3 separate regions of the Homo sapiens genome follow, and regions 2 and 3 are each linked to region 1. The links are chromatin loops, found by intact Hi-C in ENCODE. Cell type or tissue: sigmoid colon. All regions are shown on one strand. Links, peaks and the distances in the headings refer to the core of each region. The heading gives the core; the rest is flanking DNA. Region 1 has its middle 230 kb from the start of PREX1. Region 2 has its middle 100 kb from the start of LINC00494. Region 3 has its middle 20 kb from the start of LINC00494.

What was found. Hi-C counts contacts between places; a loop is a spot of excess contacts. Peaks named below come from ENCODE experiments on the same cell type or tissue, not always from the same donor. Only the 100,000 strongest peaks of a DNase experiment are listed, where the experiment ranks them.
Region 2: it touches region 1 in a loop (2.3-fold over the local background); 1 of 110 quality-filtered maps calls a loop at or near these places.
Region 3: it touches region 1 in a loop (3-fold over the local background); 1 of 110 quality-filtered maps calls a loop at or near these places.

Annotation. Positions count from the first base shown.
Region 1 is chr20:48,592,230-48,598,405 of GRCh38, reverse strand. No RefSeq gene overlaps it. Among named protein-coding and RNA genes, the nearest start is that of PREX1, 230 kb to the left of the region's middle. In sigmoid colon, for the core only: no CTCF peak of the experiment used is centred there; no DNase peak of the experiment used is centred there; H3K27ac peaks cover 1,247 bases.
Region 2 is chr20:48,257,163-48,263,338 of GRCh38, reverse strand. No RefSeq gene overlaps it. Among named protein-coding and RNA genes, the nearest start is that of LINC00494, 100 kb to the left of the region's middle. RefSeq lists an enhancer at 2,754-3,254. In sigmoid colon, for the core only: no CTCF peak of the experiment used is centred there; a DNase peak (open chromatin) is centred at 2,837.
Region 3 is chr20:48,336,855-48,343,030 of GRCh38, reverse strand. No RefSeq gene overlaps it. Among named protein-coding and RNA genes, the nearest start is that of LINC00494, 20 kb to the left of the region's middle. RefSeq lists enhancers at 2,836-2,885, 2,946-3,035, 3,346-3,455, 3,566-3,615. In sigmoid colon, for the core only: no CTCF peak of the experiment used is centred there; a DNase peak (open chromatin) is centred at 3,640; H3K4me3 peaks cover 669 bases.

The sequences.
Region 1 (6,176 bases), core at 528-5,527:
ATTTGCTCAGACGTTCAGGCTGCTTCTGTCCAGGGACGGGGCTGTCACTCTACTGTTCAAGGCAGACCTGAGAGCCACCTGGAGTCCCTCAGTGTGGCTTTTCCACTCTGACCCAAGGCAGGCCGCCTCTGCACACCTGCCCTGTCCACACTTAGGCAGAGCCCCCATCACTTCTCCCTGGGTCACCGCAGATGCCTCCACCCGGGGCCTCTGCAGTTTACTGTCTCCATGGCAAAGACAGGACACTTTAAACCTGCAAGTCAGGCCTTGTCATCTCTCTGCCTGCTGCCCCCACGGCTTCCCACCTGACTCAGAATGAATGCCAGCGCCCCGGCCTTGGCCCCAGCCTGTGCCACATGACTGCCCTTTGTCCTCCGGGTCCTCTCCCCACCTTCCCCTTCTCTGTGACCTGCAGGCTGACCAGGTGGCCCACACCACAAGGCTCCCTTGCTTCTGATTCTTGATGTGTCCCCCCAGTGGGGAGTCCCAGTGGGAGGTCAGCAGGGTGGTGTTGGGGCTCACCTGGCTCCTTCATTTCAGGGTCACCTGGGGCTGGCTGTGCCCTGGCCTCCTTTCTATCCTCCACTAGAGGATTGTCTTTCCTGCCCCAGGGACTTTGCACTGCTGCTTTCTCTGCCTGGACTGCTCCTTACCCAGCCCCTCCAGCATTCAGTACATAGTGCATCCACGGGCTGCATGAGGCAGCCTGAGGGAGGGAGGGGCAGGTTGTGCAAGAGAAACAGGAGCTTCCCTTGGGCCACGTGGACCTGGGGCAGAATAAACTTTGGTGGCATCTGGAGCTCAGCGCCTGGAGCTCTGAGAAGGGGAGTGAGCTGGAAACAAATGCCTGGCGGTACCTGGGCCGATGGGTTTTCTTCAATGTCACCTCCTCAGGGACACCCTCCACAACCCTCCTGTCCGTCATGGGTGCACCCTGTTCTCCCCATTGATCCCTAAAGCACCACACTGTTTATTTTCTTCATTACACAAATGTCATGATGATATTATCTTACTTGATTATTCATGTACTTGGGTTTTGTCCATCTCTTCCAATAGACTAAATTTCATGAGATCAATGACCTTGACTGCCATGTTACCATGCTAAATCACAAGTGTGTGAAACAGTCCCAGACACATAGTAGGGGCTCAGGAAATACTAGCTGAATAAATAAGCAAATTAGGGAATACATATGTGAGCATGAGCATACACAATTACACTTATACCCATATCTATTCGTATACATATATTTATTTCCATAGAATCCATGGCCCATATGCATTTATTATCCATGCATTTTCTTACACAGCAGAATTTCTTGAGTGGATGCTTAATAACTGATGGTGAACAATGCTTCCAACACAGGTGTGGACACATTCCCACAATACACCTAGGGGCCTCACCTGTGCAAACATTCATGTACAGAATGGAAGAGACTGCTGACTTCCTCCAATTTTGTTCTCCCTTTCCTCTTTCAGGAAGAAAGAATTCAGCTGGCACATAGCTACCCAAAATAATGACTACATTTCTCAGCCTCCCTTGCGATTATATATGTGAATGTGTAATTAAGGTGTTGTCAATGGAACAGGAACAGAAGGGCCATGTGTAATTTCCAGAAAGTGTCTTCAGGGAACAGGAACACATGTTTCTGCACCTCCCTCCCCACTGCTAAGTGGAATGTGAGTGTGATGGCTGGAGCTCAAGCAGCCATATTGAATTATGAGGTGTGTAATGCGTTGTGCTTGACTGAATAACTGGTTTGTGCCTGAATCCTTTTTCCAAGTGAAGCTATTCCATCAGCCCTGGCTACTTACTTCTGGGCTTTGCTTACCACAGAGGCAAATCATTTTATGTCTTCCCTAAGGCACATTTATAATGGGTTTATTGTCACTTGCAGCTGACTCTGCTGCTAATTTACACACACACAACCTTTAGTCTCCTTTCGTCACTGTGGAAACCACTGGGATGTGGGAGGGGTCTTTTTCAATGGGTTCACTCAGATCCTTTGGAGAGAGCTGCGTATTGATCCCACCCATGTCACCAGTGCCTCCCTACAGTTCCTGCTTACAACCATGCATCCAGAACCAGACATTGACCTAGACTCTCCCTCCCAAAATAAGGATCGTCCAACTTCTGTGGATTTATGCTTTGTCCTTCTTTCTCTACTCTGTCTGGGGAAGATTTATGGAGACACAACAGCATGAAACCTGAGTGACTTAGAGCTTGGGGACGTCGACCACAGCATCATGTGGTTTCTCTTGGGAAGCCCCGCCCCCCAGCTGCTCCCTTCCTAAGGCCCCACTTGCCCTTCCAGGCTCAGCCCAGTCCTGCCTCTTCCCAGGAGTCTCCTCTGAGCTTCTGGGTCACAGGGAAGGGTCTCCTCTGAGCCCTGAGACAGACCTGCCCGCCCACCCACTGGGGTTCATGTCTGCTCAGAACTCCTCCTCCTCCCCAGGGCCTCCTGTGGGGTCCTCAGAGAGCTGCTTGTCCCCAAAAGGCCCAGGGCTGTCCTCGGGGTTTTTCTAAATGAGGACTGAGTATTAAACACATCACAGACAGGACCACAGTATCCCACACTACGCCATAAAAGGAAAGTTACAACTTTCAGCCTCTGTAAATATTTAAAAGTAATGAAATTATACTCCAAGTCTTATAAAGATGGCCATAAATCTCTAGTCCACGTTGATTATATGTGGGTGCGCCAATGTAGTAAACATGCACACATCATACATTATAAATGTACTGCTCCAGGCCCATAAACTTGATGTAAAACTAACCTGTGAGCTACAACAGGCATTATACATTTCATTAACACTGGCTTTGCTTGTCTTCTTAGAATTTAGATGGTCTATTTTGGAATACTTTGGGTGGCCCGATACTGTGATGAAAAGCTGATGTGGGAATGTGTGTGAGTTTAGCGAGCAGGGGGAGGTGAGGCTCCTGTTGTTCACCTTGGAATGTGAATTTGAGAAATAGCCTGCAGCTTCCTTCCTTTTTTCTGGCTGGCAAGCTCATGCCTGAGTCCTCCTAGGGGACTGAAAGGTGAGTGACAGGTACGGAGGCACTGCTGTGCGCTGCGTTCTCACATTTAGTTAGTTACACCATTTGTCCATGAAGAAATGCGGAGATTGCAATTTGTTTCAGGGTGTTGTAGTCTCTGTGTTAAACAGAAGCGTGTTTTGATTGCAAAGGATGTAAGCCCAATTCCACTGACTTAAGTCAAAATGGGACATCATTGGCCCAGCAGTGGGAAAGTCTAGGGGTTTCAGGAGAGGCTGGATCTAGGAGCTCTAGTGATACTATGAAGCATTTGTCTCCCTTTCTCATCTGTGATTTTTGCTGTTGACTTCATCCCCTGGAAAGCTCTTCCCTCACAGTGATGGTGATGGCCCCCATCAACTCTGGTCTGCTATCCTACCAGCTCAGCAAAGCCCAGTGGAAAGACACTTTCTCCCTTGTGAGAGTTCCAGCAATATCCCAGTGACTCTCAGTAAACTAGAGTGAGGCCCACTGACTGTTGGCTGCTCTGATTGGCCTGGCTTAGGCGACATGCCCACCCTGAAGTAGACTGTAGGAGTCATTCCCCTACAAAACACATGCACTGTGTGTGGGGGGGAGCTATCCAGTCGGGTTCTTTGGTTTCCAGCAACAGAAACTGGATCTGGCTCACTGAGGCCGATGGGGTTTACTGGATGCAGAAAGGAGGCTCAGATGATCAGCTAAGCCTGAGAAGCAGACTTGGGACAGGTGGGAACCAGGAGAGCTCCAGATGGCCCTGTGGCAGAGACTGCATAAGTGGTGACCTTGTGACCAACATACAATGAAATGATCCCAGTAACTATTTGTTTTGTGGGTTTTTTTTTGTCTGTTTTGGAGACTGGGTCTCACTCTGTCGCCCAGGCTGGAGTGCAGTGGTGCTATCTCAGCTCACGGCAACCTCCACGTCGAAGGCTCAAGTAATCCTCCCACCTTGGCCTCCCAAATAGCTGTGACTACAGGCACATACCACCATGCCCAGCTAATTTTTGTAGAGACAAGATTTCGCCATGTTCAACAGGATTCAAGTGATTCTGCTGTCTCAGCCTCCCAAGTAGCTAGGACTACAGGCACCCGCCACCACGCCCGGCTAATTTTTGTATTTTTAGTAGAGATGGGGCTTCACCATGTTGGCCAGGCTGGTCTTGAACTGCTGGACTCAAGTGATACACCCACCTTGGCCTCCCAAAGTGTTGGGATTACAGGCATGAACCACCACTCCAGGCCCAGTAAATATTTGCTGGCTGAAAGAATGCATAGATGAATGAACAAGTGAATGAATGAAAAGGATGGGGCTTAGAAACTGCTCAGACAAAAGCACAGATATCGATTTTATCTTTCTTTCCCCCAGAACCTTTCTCCACCACTCAGACCCTGGTAATAACCTCCAGCTTCCTGATGCCCATCATTCCCTTTGCTTTCAAGATCCTGAGGCCAGGATACACCTCCTTTCTTACCACCTGTGCTAACTGTCTCCCTCCTAGGGTCCTCAGTGGCTCATGTCCTGGGACCTCTGCCTCCTTGTCTCTCCTCAACTGCTTTCTTGCACAATCCCTCTTTGCTCACAGCTTCAGGTCATCTCATTTCTGGTCCTAATCTCTTTATCAAATTCTCTTCTGAGGTCTCCCAAATCTAATACCCAGACTCCATTTGTTAGACACCGTCTATATGCTGAACCCTTTGCTAAGCACATGTGATGCTTCGTGTAATCCCCATGACAATCCAGAAAAGATGCCAGTTATTCTGTCCATTGTATGGATGGGGAACAAGAGGTTCAGGGAGGTAAAGGGCCTTGCCCAAGGTCACTCTGGTGCTCACAGATCTAGGATCCAAACCCCAAAGGCTATAATCCTATCCTCGCCTTAGCACCTGCAACTAAGTTGGCTGAGACTCAGTTCTTCACCCATCCCCCTTCAGATGACCAAACCATCCTTTTAGGTGCCAGGATCCAAATTTGGGAAACTTCCTAATTGCCTCTCTCTGTCCACCATATCCAAGCAAATACCTAGGGCTACTGTGTCCATCTTCCTGGGCCCCTTCTTCCTAAAAAGAAATAAATTAAACTTATATTTTATGACTATGTTGGCATAAAAGCAAATATAATCCAGGCTAAAGTATAGTCACTTTTTCTTCTGATTTTCTTTTCCTTTTTTTAGGTGGAAGCTCGCTCTGTCACCCAGGCTGGAGTGCAGTGGTGCCACCTCGGCTCACTACAACCTCCGCCTCCAGGATTCAAGTGATTCTCTTGTCTCAGCCTCCCAAATAGCTGGGACTACAGGCACCCGCCACCATGCCCGGCTAATTTTTGTATTTTTAGTAGAGATGGGGCTTCACCATGTTGGTCAGGCTGGTCTCAAACTCCTGATCCGCTCGCCTTGGCCTCTCAAACTGCTGGGATTATTGGCATGAGCCACCGCACCTGGCCCTGATTTTCAAAGAAATGAAAATATTTGTGTGGGCTCCTACAAGTGCCATGAGCCCTAAGCACTGCTCCCTCTGGGCCTAACGGACAATTGCCCCCACCTTGTTCATTTCTTGACTGGCCAGTGACAATAGCTGACCTCTCACCTGCAGCCTGTCCTGAACACACTGGCAGAGTCCTTCCGGATCTGGGGTTGGTGCCCATTAAGCATCTGTCTCTCCTCTGTCTTCTGGTGACGGTAGCCCAGTTTCACTTGGAGAATCTTTTGTCCCCCACTTTCAGGCTGATCCTAATTCTGGTTCCATGGGAGGACACATGACCCAGGCCTAGTCAGTCAGAGCAGGGGTCCCCAGCCCCTGGGCCACGGGCCAGTACTGATCCGTGGTCTGCTGGGAACTGGGCCGCCCAGCAGGAGGTGAGTGGCCATCAGATCAGCAGCGGCATTAGATTCTTATAGGAGCGGGAACCCTATTGTGAACTCCACATGTGAGAGCTCCAGGTTTCATGCTCTTTATTAGAATCTAAGTAATGCCTGTTGATCTGAGGTTGAACAGTTCATCCCCAAACCATCCCTACCCCTGCCCCCTGGTCTGTGGAAAAATTGTCTTCTACCAAACCAGTGCCTGGTACCAAAAAGGTTAGGGAACTGCTGTTGGGGGAAGCTGGGCAAAGGGGATTCTACATGGGATTCTTTGTAATATGTTTTTTTTTTTATTTTGA
Region 2 (6,176 bases), core at 564-5,563, 340 kb after region 1:
CTCTGGAAAAGGCATGCACTTGTTGCTTGTCTGGTTTTTTCCTTTGGAGGGTTGGGAGCTATGCTCTTTCCAGCTTTCAATAACTCTGAAAAGAAATCAGAATACTTTTCTCCCATTTTAGCAAGGACAAAAATATTCCCAGAAGCCTCCAGCTGACTGGCCCTTCCAGCTCCTTGGCCAGCAGTGCTCAAGTGCCCACCTGTGGGATTGTCATGATTGACAGGGTTGTTCTCTCCCCTTGAACTGGACCTGTTGCTGCCCAAACAGATCCCATTTTTATTAGCAAAGAAGAGGTAAGCAACCAGCAGCTCCTGCTGCAAACTTTGTCATGTTCACTTGTTACATCTGTTTCACCTCCTAGGCTCTAAGTTCCCCTGAAGCAGGTGACATGTCCTCTTTATAACTCCTGTGGTTGCTATGATCTGGTACTTAACTTAATAACATCTGTCAAATGAATGACTCCATGAGCAGGAGTCGTATCAGAGATGTCCAAGGCTGCCATGTGTTCTGATCACCTGACATCAAGACACCCTCTGCCAGATCTCACAGTGGCCTCTCTCAGTGCATCCTCGAGGGGGAGGCCCGGCTTCCTGCTCTGAAATGGGAGGCTCAGAACCGGTCTGTGCTGTGCATTTATACTCTCCTTCATCTCACTCAATCCAACACAATGTCCCTGCAGTGTCGCTGATATCATCACTACTCTCAAGATGCGGAAATGGAAGCCTGGGGAGGTCAGCCAAGGATTTACCAGCCAGTGGGAACAGAGCCCAGGTTAGAACCTCAGCCCTAGGGCTACTGCGCTCTGCTTACACTAAATCATTACTGCCATTAATCAGCTCATAAGTGAACTTTCTAGAAAGGAGTTGTAAAACCAGGTGTGCTGTCCCAAAAAGAGCCCTAAATGGAATTGCACATATGGGAGGATGGATCCTGCCTTTCCCCTTTAGGAAACTCTTGGCCAGGTGCTTGGCTCACACCTGTAATCTTAGCACTTTGGGGGACTGAGGTGGGCAGATCACTTGAGCCCAGGAGTTTGAGAGCAGCCTGGACAACATAGTGGGACCCTGTCTCTACAAAACATACAAAATTAGTTGGGTGTGGTGGTGCATGTCTGTAGTCCCAGCTACTCGGGAGGCTAAAGTGAGAGGATCACTTGAGCCCAGGAGGTTAAGCCTGCAGCGAGCCATGATCACGCTGCTGCATGCCAGCCTGGGCTACAGGGCAAGACTCTGTCTCAAAATATATACATATAATAATAATAAATAAGAAAACTCTCGTCCACCAAAAATCCGTGTACTTTACCTTGTCCATAGAGATCTATAGCTGTGCTTCCTGGAGGCACCTTAGTCATTTTAATATTCACTTACGTGTATACTAATGCTGCTTGTATGCTTCTGTTGCATCACACAGTGAAATCCCCATGTTCAATCTTCCCTGCCCACTTATCCAGAAAATAACTATTAGTGAATTATAGAGCAAACAGACAAATTGTCACCTTTATCTGTGTTCTCAGAACCGTGATATTAACTGGCCATAACCCTCTTGTCTTTCATTAGTGAGAATTTAGAGTAACCACCATCACTCCCTGAGGTCACACATAAAACAGCTCAAAGATGACTGCAATTAAACCAGTTTATAAATTTCCCACCTCCCAACTAACCCACTCTTCATGAAGGTGCTCTATTGGGCATTGGGTATCAGTATAAATTAGACGCTACAATCACATGTAATTAAGCAGGGGGTAATGGAATAGATACCGTGCTGCAGAGATTAGTCCTGTTTTGCTGAAGCGAATTCATCTCCGTGTCAGTGTGTTCACCCAGGGAGGCAGCATGAGAAGTAATTATCTTTCTTCTGACTTAATGGTGGTTATGCTGCCATTTTTTATTACCATAATTTCTCAAGACTCATACACAGATCCCTTTCTCCTAATGCGATTGCAGTTCTACATACAAGACAGCTTATGCCTAGGTGAAAACTCAAGCAGAATTAACCATAAGACTATATAGTTATAGTTGATGCTGGAATTTGTATTTTTAAACCCAGAGCACCACGGTCCCCACTCAGGAGTAGAGAATTTAGATCATGATCCTTTGAGGGTGACTGCAGCAACTTTTGCTCTTGAAAGGCAATTTTCAGCCAAATTTCGGGGCCACCTGTGCTCCAGGTCTGTGGGCTTATTTTCCAAAGCCTCCGAATGCATCCCAGGCCACAGCCATTTTTCCTACTTTTAATGTTTCTCCTTCACACACTGATTTGTTTGACATGCTGAGAGCTTGACTTTTACAACCTTCATAAAATCCCATCTGCTACAACCCAAACTCAGCCAGAAAGTGCTCAGACAAAAATGGTACAGGTTGTATTATAGTCTCTTGATGGAGATTAAAAAATACACACTGAGTGATTTTTTTCCTTTTTTTTTTTTTTTGTTGTTGCCTATAAGTCAAGGAAATAAAACAGCAACTCCAGCTTTGCAAGGTAGATGGAACCAGGGGGTGTTCTGCACAAAAGGGCTGCCAAGGAATTTGCAGGCTGAAGAAGCGAGGTGTGGAAGCATCAAGAGAATGGTCCCCTTGAGGTTAAATCAACAATAAGGAGAGAGTTGGGGTGGCGTGAGGAGCTTGAAAGGCTTGATTGTGCAGCCAGGATGATCGCACAAGATGATGTCATGGGTGACGAAGGACACGGGAGGAGAAAGGCTGTGGGTGGAGGTGGCAGGGACTGGAGCATTGGGAGGCCGTGGGGGTCCTGAGGATTCTGCTGAGCCCCATCCAGGCCCGGCTGAGTCATGGCTGAGTGACTTCCCAGGCTGGGGACATCTGAGGCTCTAAAGGTCCTAAGTCTCCCAGGCAGACACCGAGCTCTGGAATGGGGCCAGCCATCCCCAGCTGCCTAGAAGGACCTGGAAAACAGGCTGAGGCCTTGAATACAGAGGACCAGGGAGTTTGCTGGGAATTATGGGGAGGAAACACGGCTCAGGGAGTTTTACAGATCCTCTGACATCATGGGTGTCTGAGCTGGTGAGTTAAGACCAGCCTACAACACATGACCCACAGCTCCTGCCTACAGTGAACACACACACACGCGCACACGTGCTCATCGGAACACACATGTGCATAATACTACTGTGTAGTCATTTGTTCATTTGTTCTGCAAGCATTTCTGGAGCACCTCCTCGTGCCGGGTACTGCATTCTGTTCCAAGGAAACGTGGATGAACAGGACCCGGTTCCTAGGCACCAGCAGCTCCTGGTACTCTCAGACAACTGGGAAAAGAGATGGGGTCTGAAGTGGAAAGATATAAGAAGTCTGAAATCCTACTTTGCATGTTGGCCTCAGTCCAAAATTCCTCACCTGCTCAGAGACCAAAGACCACACCCCCTGCATGCAGTAGGCCCAGTACACAGTAGGAAGAGCAAGCCAGACCTGCCTGTGACAACCCTCTCTTCCTCCTCCCTCTTCTTGAAAGCTTTGATTCATTCCCTGCCCCGCTTCTGGACAGTCTTTCTGCAGCTTGTTTTAATCACTTTTTGAGTTAAAAGTCAGTATTTAATTAACCAAGTAATTACATTCAGCTTACGTTTCAATCTGGTGCAGGTTTGCTCCTCTGTGCAGGTTGGGACCCCTGCCCTCTTGCCCCTCCATCTGTCCCCTGTCTCTTTCCCACAGGGCCCACCCTCACCTTTGGGGCAGAGACTGGGAGGCTGTGCTGGAGCAGGTTCTCGGCGGGAGACAGGAAGCAGGTGAGACGGGCTTCCCTTGGAGACGCCCCTGTATTTCACTGGGTAGTAAAGGGGATTTCTTACTGCACCTCTGCCTCCCATTACAGAAACCCCAAAAGGTTCTAGTTAGATTAAAGCTAATCATTAAGTGGCAAAGGGGGTGAGGAAGACAGGATGAAGACATTTCACCCTGTAGAAGATGTTCTCCCCACTTTGCTTGTCCCATGTCATACAGAAGAGGAAACTCAACCTGACAGCCTGTCAGGCGTGTAGTCTAGAGTTCTAATAAGAAACTTGAAAGGTGAAGGTGGTGGGCTTGACCGATGGCACGTGGGACATTTGCACATTAAGGTCCCTTCCTTCCCTGGCCAAGTTTATGTACATAAAGTCATGATGTTGGCACCACTGCTGCACCTGAGATTTGGGTGGATAAGACTGTGAGTAGATGCACACACAAACACATACACACATTTTATTTGAACTTGAGACTTTTTCTGAAACTCTAATAACCTACTAAGTTTCCAAATGTATTGACTGATCCATGAATTGACTGTAAAATGCCCAGCTTGGAGGAGCACAAAGCGTCCATATGTGTGTCCTGTGTGTGTGCATTTGTGTGCACATCTGTGAGTCTATCTGCCCAGGATACAACTCACATTCAACCATCATCCCAAGGACCTGGTTAATGCGCAGCTGCAATTGCCAACCCAAAGGGATACCCATGATGCTTGGAATCTATCTGTTGATCCACTTATCGTTTGTAGGGCATTTTTGAAAATTATCCAAATAATATTACCCCATTCCATGTCCTTTTGTTTGAAGGCACCAGGAACGGCTGCTGTTGGGTGGGGAGTTTGTACCCAGTGTTAAGTGCCAAACATCCTGGAACGTTTCCCAAAGGATGGGGCAGGGGCCACTGATAAACAGAAGGATTAGAGAATCGGCTCCATGATTAAGGTAGTTCACATGAAATACCACCAAATCAGGCACTAAAAAGTTATCCCCTTTTCCACTTTCTGCCAGCCCTCCCAGAACCTCAGATAGAAAGATCCAGGTTGGGCCAGGCTTAGTGGCTCACTCTTGTAATCCCAGCAATTTGGGAGTCCGATCACCTGAGGTCAGGAGTTCTAGACCAGTCTGGCCAACATGGTAAAACCCCATCTCTACTAAAATACAAAAATTAGCCAGGCTTAGCGGTGTGTGCCTGTAATCCCAGCTACTCAGGAGGCTGAGGCAGGAGAATCACTTGAACCTGGGAGGTAGAGGTTGCAGTGAGCCAAGATGGCACCACTGCACTCCAGCTTGGGTGACAAAGCAAGACTCCGTCTCAAAAAAAAAGGTAAAAATGAAAGTTCCAGGTTGGTGCAAATAGGTCTTCACAGTGGCCTGAAAAGAGAGAGATGGAGAAACAGAGACAGAGAGAGAAGATGGGGCCAGGGGTAGTTTAAAAGGAATATTTTGTGGTTGGAAATTAGCAATATTGTTTTGTTTTGGCTTTTTAAATTTTTTTTTTTACTGTGAAATAACTTAGATCCACAGAGAGTGGCAAGGAACTGTTTAAGGAGGTCCTATGTACCCTTCACCCAGCCTCCCCCAATCATCACATCTTGCATCACTAAAGTACAATATGACAAGCTGGAAATTGACATAGGTGCAATCCACAGAGCTTATGTAGATTTCACCAGTTATGCAATTTTATCACATATGCGGTTTTGAGTAACCACCACCATAGTCAAGCTACAGAACTGTCCCGTCACTTCAAGGGTCCCTCTGCCTCCCTCTAGGACCACACTAGCCAGTCCCTAACCCCCTGCAACCTCTAACTGATCTCCATCTCTAGAATTTTTTAAATTTCAAAAATGTTATATAAAGGGAATCATACAGCATGTAACATTTTGGTGTTGGCTTATTCTTCTAGTAAGCATCATTCCCTTGATGTTCATTTTGGTTGCTGTGTGCAGCAATAATTTCTCCTTTTTATTGCTGACATATTCCACATTATGGATGTTCCAGGGTTTGTTTAATCATTCACCCATTGAAGGACATTGGTATAGTTTCCAGTGTGGGGCCATTATGAATAAAGTTGCTGTGAAATTTTCTGTAGAAGCTTTTACATGAACATATGTTTTATTTCTGTGGAATAAAGGCCTATAAGTGCAATTTCTGGATCTATGGTAAGTCTATTTTTAGCTTTAAAAGAAACCGTCCTATAGTTATGGAACAAGATAGTACAGGTTCACTTTTCCCTACTCTTCCCCTCATAATACAACTAAATGCCCTAGAAATAATTTAACAGACAAGCATAAAGCGCTCTGAAAGACGGAATGAAGAAGATGCACTGGCTAAGAACCTTAGGACTTTGATAATGACACCTAAGTTGAGTTACTTGTCTTGTTGTTGTTGTTGTTGTAACTTCCCATACACCCTACACTAGGCACTGGAGAGGCCGGCAACC
Region 3 (6,176 bases), core at 529-5,528, 260 kb after region 1:
GATTCTGAGCAGGCTGGGCTGGCTGTGGACGCCTACACATTTCCTCTCTGCTGAGGCCGCCTCAGGCACAACCTACTTCAGAAAGGCAGCATCTCCCCCTTTCTTGGGTGTAGACCCGATGGAAATACCGACAGGTGGTGGCATTTGCCCCATGCCCTCAACGCGTGAAGTCACTGCTAATTTCACAGGAGTCGCTGGTGACATTGGGCTCTGATTGCCATGGGCTCAGTGACGGGAAGGCGCTGCCTTCTATCCTCCCCAGGGCTGCCTTCGAGGGTGACTTTCACCACGATTGGAAGGAAACAGCCAGAGACTGCAGGGCCTGAGCTGACTCAGTCACTCAGTCAAATGTTTGCGAACTGTGAGCTGTTGAGGGGAGCCCGGAGAGTGTTGCCCCCAGTAACTTCCCCAGGAGCTCGTGATCCAGCTGAGGAGCCCAGAGGATAAAATAATTCTTTAATTCACTCTGCAGACACTTGCTGAGACCTCCTCCCACCGCACTGTGTCAAGCACTGTCCTGGGCAGTGGGCCAGGGGGTCACCGTCCTTTGCTCATGGAAATGAGAAAGCACCCAGCAGTGACACCACAGGGCTTATCTGTGTGTTTGGGCAGCTCAGGTGTTATGGGAGCAGGTAGGAGCAGGAAACCCAGGACAGACTTCCAGGAGGGTGTGCTGCTGTGATGATGAGGACTCAGGCAGATGAAAAGAGCAGGGAAGAGTCCCAGGCAGGGGAACTGCACGTGCAAAATCCTGGAGGCAAGATGGAGCAGCAGAGTGAAGAAACTGAATGAAGTTCAGTGGGGTTTAAGCAGCGTTGGGGTGAGGATGACGAGGGAAGAAGGCAGGGGTTGGGGCTGGAGGAGCAGACAGTGCAGGGCCTTTCCAGCCATGTTGTGGCACGGGGGGTGTCTTTAAATGCAGTGGGAGACCTCAGTGAGGTTAGCAGGGATGTGATGTGGCCAGAAGGTCCCTCTGTCCATGGTATGGGGAATGGGGAGGAGGGGCTGCCCAGGGCCAGGGTGGTCTGTGAGGTGGGTGAAGCCATCATGTGGGTGAGAGAGGACGGTCAGCTGAGCTAGGAGGGTGACAGCAGAGGAAGAAGGAATGGAACAGAGCCAAGAGCCATTTAGCAGTCAACTCAGTAGGACTTGGGTTTGAGACGAGAGGGAGAGGAAGGGACAGGGGATGGGAGAGCTGCCCAGGGTTCTGGATGGGCCTGGAGGGACGGGGTCACCAGTCACTGAGGTGGTGACCCCCAAAGAGCCTACGTTTGGGGGTGAATTTATTGGGCTGAGTTGAAGGTGCCGTGGGACAGCCATGTGGACCTGCAGGTCTGAAGCCAGGAGAGCGGTTGGCTGGTGTGGCTAAGGAGTCCCCTGTGTGGCTGTGGCCCAAGGGTGGCTGAGACCCCCAGGAGGGGGAACAGAGCGAATGAGAAGGCAGACTCCACGGAACCTGAGGGACACCCGCATTTAGGCCCCCTGCAGGAGGATGAGATGACAAAAGTTGCTGAGAAGGCCTGGCTAGGTGGAGAGAGGAAGGAGAGGAGACAAGGAGGAAAGAGGCCCCAGGGCCACCCTCTGCAGACACCCAGGAGGGACTGGGCGGGTCCTTGTGGGGAGCACAGGGAGCTCCACAGGAAAGGCTCTGGGGAGCAGGGCTGGGAAGCCCAGTGGGAGGGCCGGGGTGAGTGGTGGTGAGGCAGAGGTGTGGACACTGCCTGGGAGACATGGAATTTCCTTAAAGGCAGGGAAGAGGGCTGCAGGGGGACTTGAGGAAAATGTATATGCAGTCATCCCTCGCCATCCACAGGGGACTGCTTCCAGGACCTCCTGCAAATACCAAAATTCACAGATGCTCAAGTCCCTAATACAAAATGGCCTAGTATTTGCATATAACCTACGCACATCCTCCCATGCACTTTAAATCATCTCTAGATTACTTATAACCCCTAACAGAATGTAACTGCTATGTAAATAGTTGTTATACGGTATTGCTTAGGGAATCGTGACAAGGAAAACAGTCTGTGCATGTTCAGTACAGACGCACATTTTTTTTCAAACATTTTTGATCAGCAGTTGGTTGAATCCATGGGTGTGGAACCCACCCACAGATACAGAGGGCAGATTGAATACGGAAGGGTAGAAACCTGTGCAGTGTGCATAGTCTACAGAGAGGCCTGGGCTGCGGGAGGCAAGCTGGGCAGGGCATCCCAGGCACAGGAAAATCCCCAGAGCTCGGGTTTACTGAGCCCGTCCTGTGCAGGCCTGGATCTGAACACTGTGCCTGCAGCATATCACTGAAGCCCCCTCCCACCCCACGAGGCAGGTCCATCATGCCACCCATTTTACAGGGGAGGAGACTGAGGCCAGAGAGGGCAAATAACCTCCCTACAGCCACACAGCTTGGAAGGGGCTGAGCCAGGGTTCCAAGGAGAGCTTGCACCCCTCCCTGCTGCTCTGTAGCCTGGTTCAGCTGCAGGAGCCAAGCCTCAGGGCAGGTTGTGGTGTGGGGCACCCCGTGGCGATGTGTGCACAGGGCCAATGAGGCGCAGGCGCAGGACTGGGGATGTGGGTGGCCATGTGCGGCGTTGCTGGTTTCTGTGGTAGGAAGAGTCGCAGCACCCAGGGCTGCAGACTTAGGTTCCTCTCTGCTGAGCCTCCTTTGGGTCAGCGACTCGGTTCCTGATTGTTTCCTGGGCTCTGGTCTAGCAGATTCTTTCGCACCTAGTCCCGGTGGGAAACACAGGCATGCAAGGCAGGGGTTTGGGGCAGAATTAAGGAAACTGGGAGCACCTGGGGACCAGCAAGTGAGGGAGCTGCCCAGAGCCCAGGGCTGGAGGGGCAGGTGGAGGGGAGTGCATGGGCAACCCTGGGAAACTCCTGCAGGGAAGGGGCTGCCCACAGGGCTGCGGTCACACCACAGCGAGAGTAAAGAAGAGGCACCCCAACCTTTCCCCTCCTGTCCTTAACCTTTAGGGGAGCCTCCCTTTTGCTGAACCCCAACTGAATGCCAGAGGGCAGGGAGCCCAGGAGATACAGTTCTCAGGGGCCAGTTCTGGGACAGGGAGCCCCAGGCAGAGAAGGGGTCCAGGTATTGGAGAGGGAGAAGGGGAATGACCAGCTGAAGCATCTGCACCTTGTCCCCACACTTGTGCCCCTGGCTGCAGGCACATCGGGTACCAGCCAGGGGAGGAGAGGGAGCTTTGGAGCCCTGGTAAAGCAGGCAGGGAGGAGGAGATTTAAGGAGAGAGAGAGGTTTGTGATGAGGGAGTGGAGGGAGGGAAGCTGTGACTGAGGAGCAATGAGTGGGCTCATGCTCAGCGTGAAGTGAACATGGGTTATTCTAATAATCTAGTTGTGATGCATTAATTTTTGGTCAGTGTACACCCTCTTGTTGCCAAGGTCTGTACAATACCAACTGCCTGGCCCATCTGTGTCCCCTGCCCGGTAGCTGTCGTGGCCTGAGTTCTCCTTTGTGGGGCTTGTAAATTCTGCTCAGATGAACGCAGTGTGGAGACCTGGCAGGCTTTGTGTGTGTGGCGGGGAGCTGGGGGGAGTCCAGATAGTAATATTGAAGGATGATTCCACTTTTCTCTCTATTTGAGTTTACGAATCGTTTTAGACTGTTAGGGACTGGGAATTTTCCAGCAGCTGCATCTGACCAGGTACAAATTGAGAACTGATCTTAGGTTCACACTGCGGTCACTCTCAGCTGTGATACGAAGTGTGAGTCATATTTCATGCATGGGCCTCCTGCCCGAAAACAGTGTCAGCTTCTGAGAAAATACAGCCCATGTGCAAGGGAACATTACGATTCCTCACAAAATGAAGACGCCCCTTCTTTGTAACCCTCCCAGCCCAAAGTGAGATCTGTCTTCCCAGGCTTCCCAGCGTCGCTAGGTTGTCAACCAAAATTGATTGAGGACTTCTTATTCTTCGGCTCGAGCGGTGGTAGATGATGCCTGGACCATCAAAACTTAGACTGACTGGGAATTCTAACATCTACAGGAGAAGGAAGAATACTTAATTAAAACACATACTTTTCAGAAGACGCGGGTATAACCACAGCAAAATGCATCATTTATAATGGAAGCACTTTTCTGTAGATGGAGACTCAGGGAATTGGAATTTTTAGCATGTTCATCTGGCACCGTGACATCACACATACGTCCTTCTTGTACATTTTAAAATCTTGTCTCTGTCTACATCTTGAGGGTTCCCTGAAGAGAGACACTTCTCTTTGTGTTTCTTTCATAACCTCTAAAATGTTCCCATGACACTTATTCTTTTCTGAGAAATTTTTTAAATTAAATTTAATTTTTTAAATTTTTATTTCAATAGCTTTTGGGGTACAGGTGGTTTTGGGTTACATGAATTAGTTATTTAGTGGTGATTTCTGAGATTTTGGTGCACCCATCACCCAAGCAGTGTACACTGTACCCAGTATGTAGTTTTTTGTTGTTGTTTTTTGTTTTCTTTTTTTTGAGACAGTGTCTTGCTTTGTTACCCAAGCTAGAGTACCATGGCACGATCTTGGCTCATTGCAACCTCCCCTCCTGGGTTCAAGCCATTCTCCTGCCTCAGCCTCCCAAGTGGCTGGGATTACAGGGGTGCACCACCACACCCAGCTAATTTTTGTATTTTTAGTAGAGACGGGGTTTCACCATGTTGGCCAGGCTGGTCTCAAACTCCTGACCTCGTGATCTACCCGCCTCCGCCTCCCAAAGTCCTGGGATTACAGGCGTGAGCCACCCCGTCTGGACCTGGTATGTAGTCTTTTAACGCTCAGCCCCTCCCAACTTTCCCCCCTTGTCCCCAAAGTCTATTATATCACTCCTACGCCTTTGCATCCTCACAGTTTAGCTCCCACTTATAAGTGAGAACATAATGATATTTGGTTTTTCATTCCTGAGTTACTTCACTTAGAATAATGGCCTCCAGCTCCATCCAAATTGCTGCAGAAGACATCATTTTATTCCTTTTTATGGCTGAGTAGTATTCCATTGTGTATATATACCACATTTTATTTTATTTTTTTAAGATGAAATCCATACTTTATTTTTTTTTCCAACTTTTATTTTAAGTTCAGGGGTACAGGTGCAGGTGTGTAGGTTTGTTACATAGGTAAACGTGTGCCATGGTGGTTTGCTGCACAGAGCACCCCTAGGTATGAAGCCCAATATCCCTAAGGTATTCTTCCTGATGTTCTCCCTCCTCCCACTCCCCACCCTCTGACAGGACCCAGTGTGTGTTGTTCCTTCACATGTGTTCGTGTGTTCTCATCATTCAGCTCCCACTTATAAGTGAGAACATGCGGTATTTGGTTTTCTGTTCCTGCATTAGTTTGCTGACAATAATGGCTTCCAGCTCCGCCCATGTCTCTGCAAAAGACATGATCTCATTCTTTTTTATAACTGCATAATATTCCATGGTATACCACATTCTCTTTATCCATTCCTTGGTTGATGGACATTTAGGTTGGTTCCATATCTTTGCAATTGCAAATTGTGCTGCTATAAACATGTGTGTGCATGTGTCTTTTTCATATAAAGACTTCTTTTCCTTTGGGTAGTTACCCAGTAATGGGATTGCTGGATCAAATGGTAGTCCTACTTTTAGTTCTTTAAGGAATCTCCATACTGTTTTCCATAGTGGCTGTACTAATTTACATTCCCACCGGCAGTGTAAAAGTGTTCCCTTTTCACCACATCCATGCCAACATCCATTGTTTTTTGACTTTTTAATTATGGCCATTCTTGCAGGAGTAAGATGGTATCTCACTGTCATTTTAATTTGCATTTCCCTGATGATTAGTGATGTTGGACCTCTTTTCATATGTTTGTTGGCCATTTGTATATCTTCTTTTGAGAAATATCTATTCATATCTTTTGCCTGCTTTTGATGGGATTATTGGTTTTTTTCTTGCTGATTTGTTCGAGTTTCTTGCAGATTCTGGATATTAGTCCTTTGCATGTCACTTATTTCTTGACTTGTCTAGATTTTGACAGGTGGCCAGAAAGACTCCTTTTTTCTGTTTTTGGGAAAAGTTCTACTAAAGGAAGATCCTTCTTGGAGAGCAGCAGAGATTCATTTGTCTGTTATTTTGGTCTCTTCAGGGATATGCTGAGTGTTGCTTTTCTACTAACAGACCCCATATCTCTGCCCACATGTAT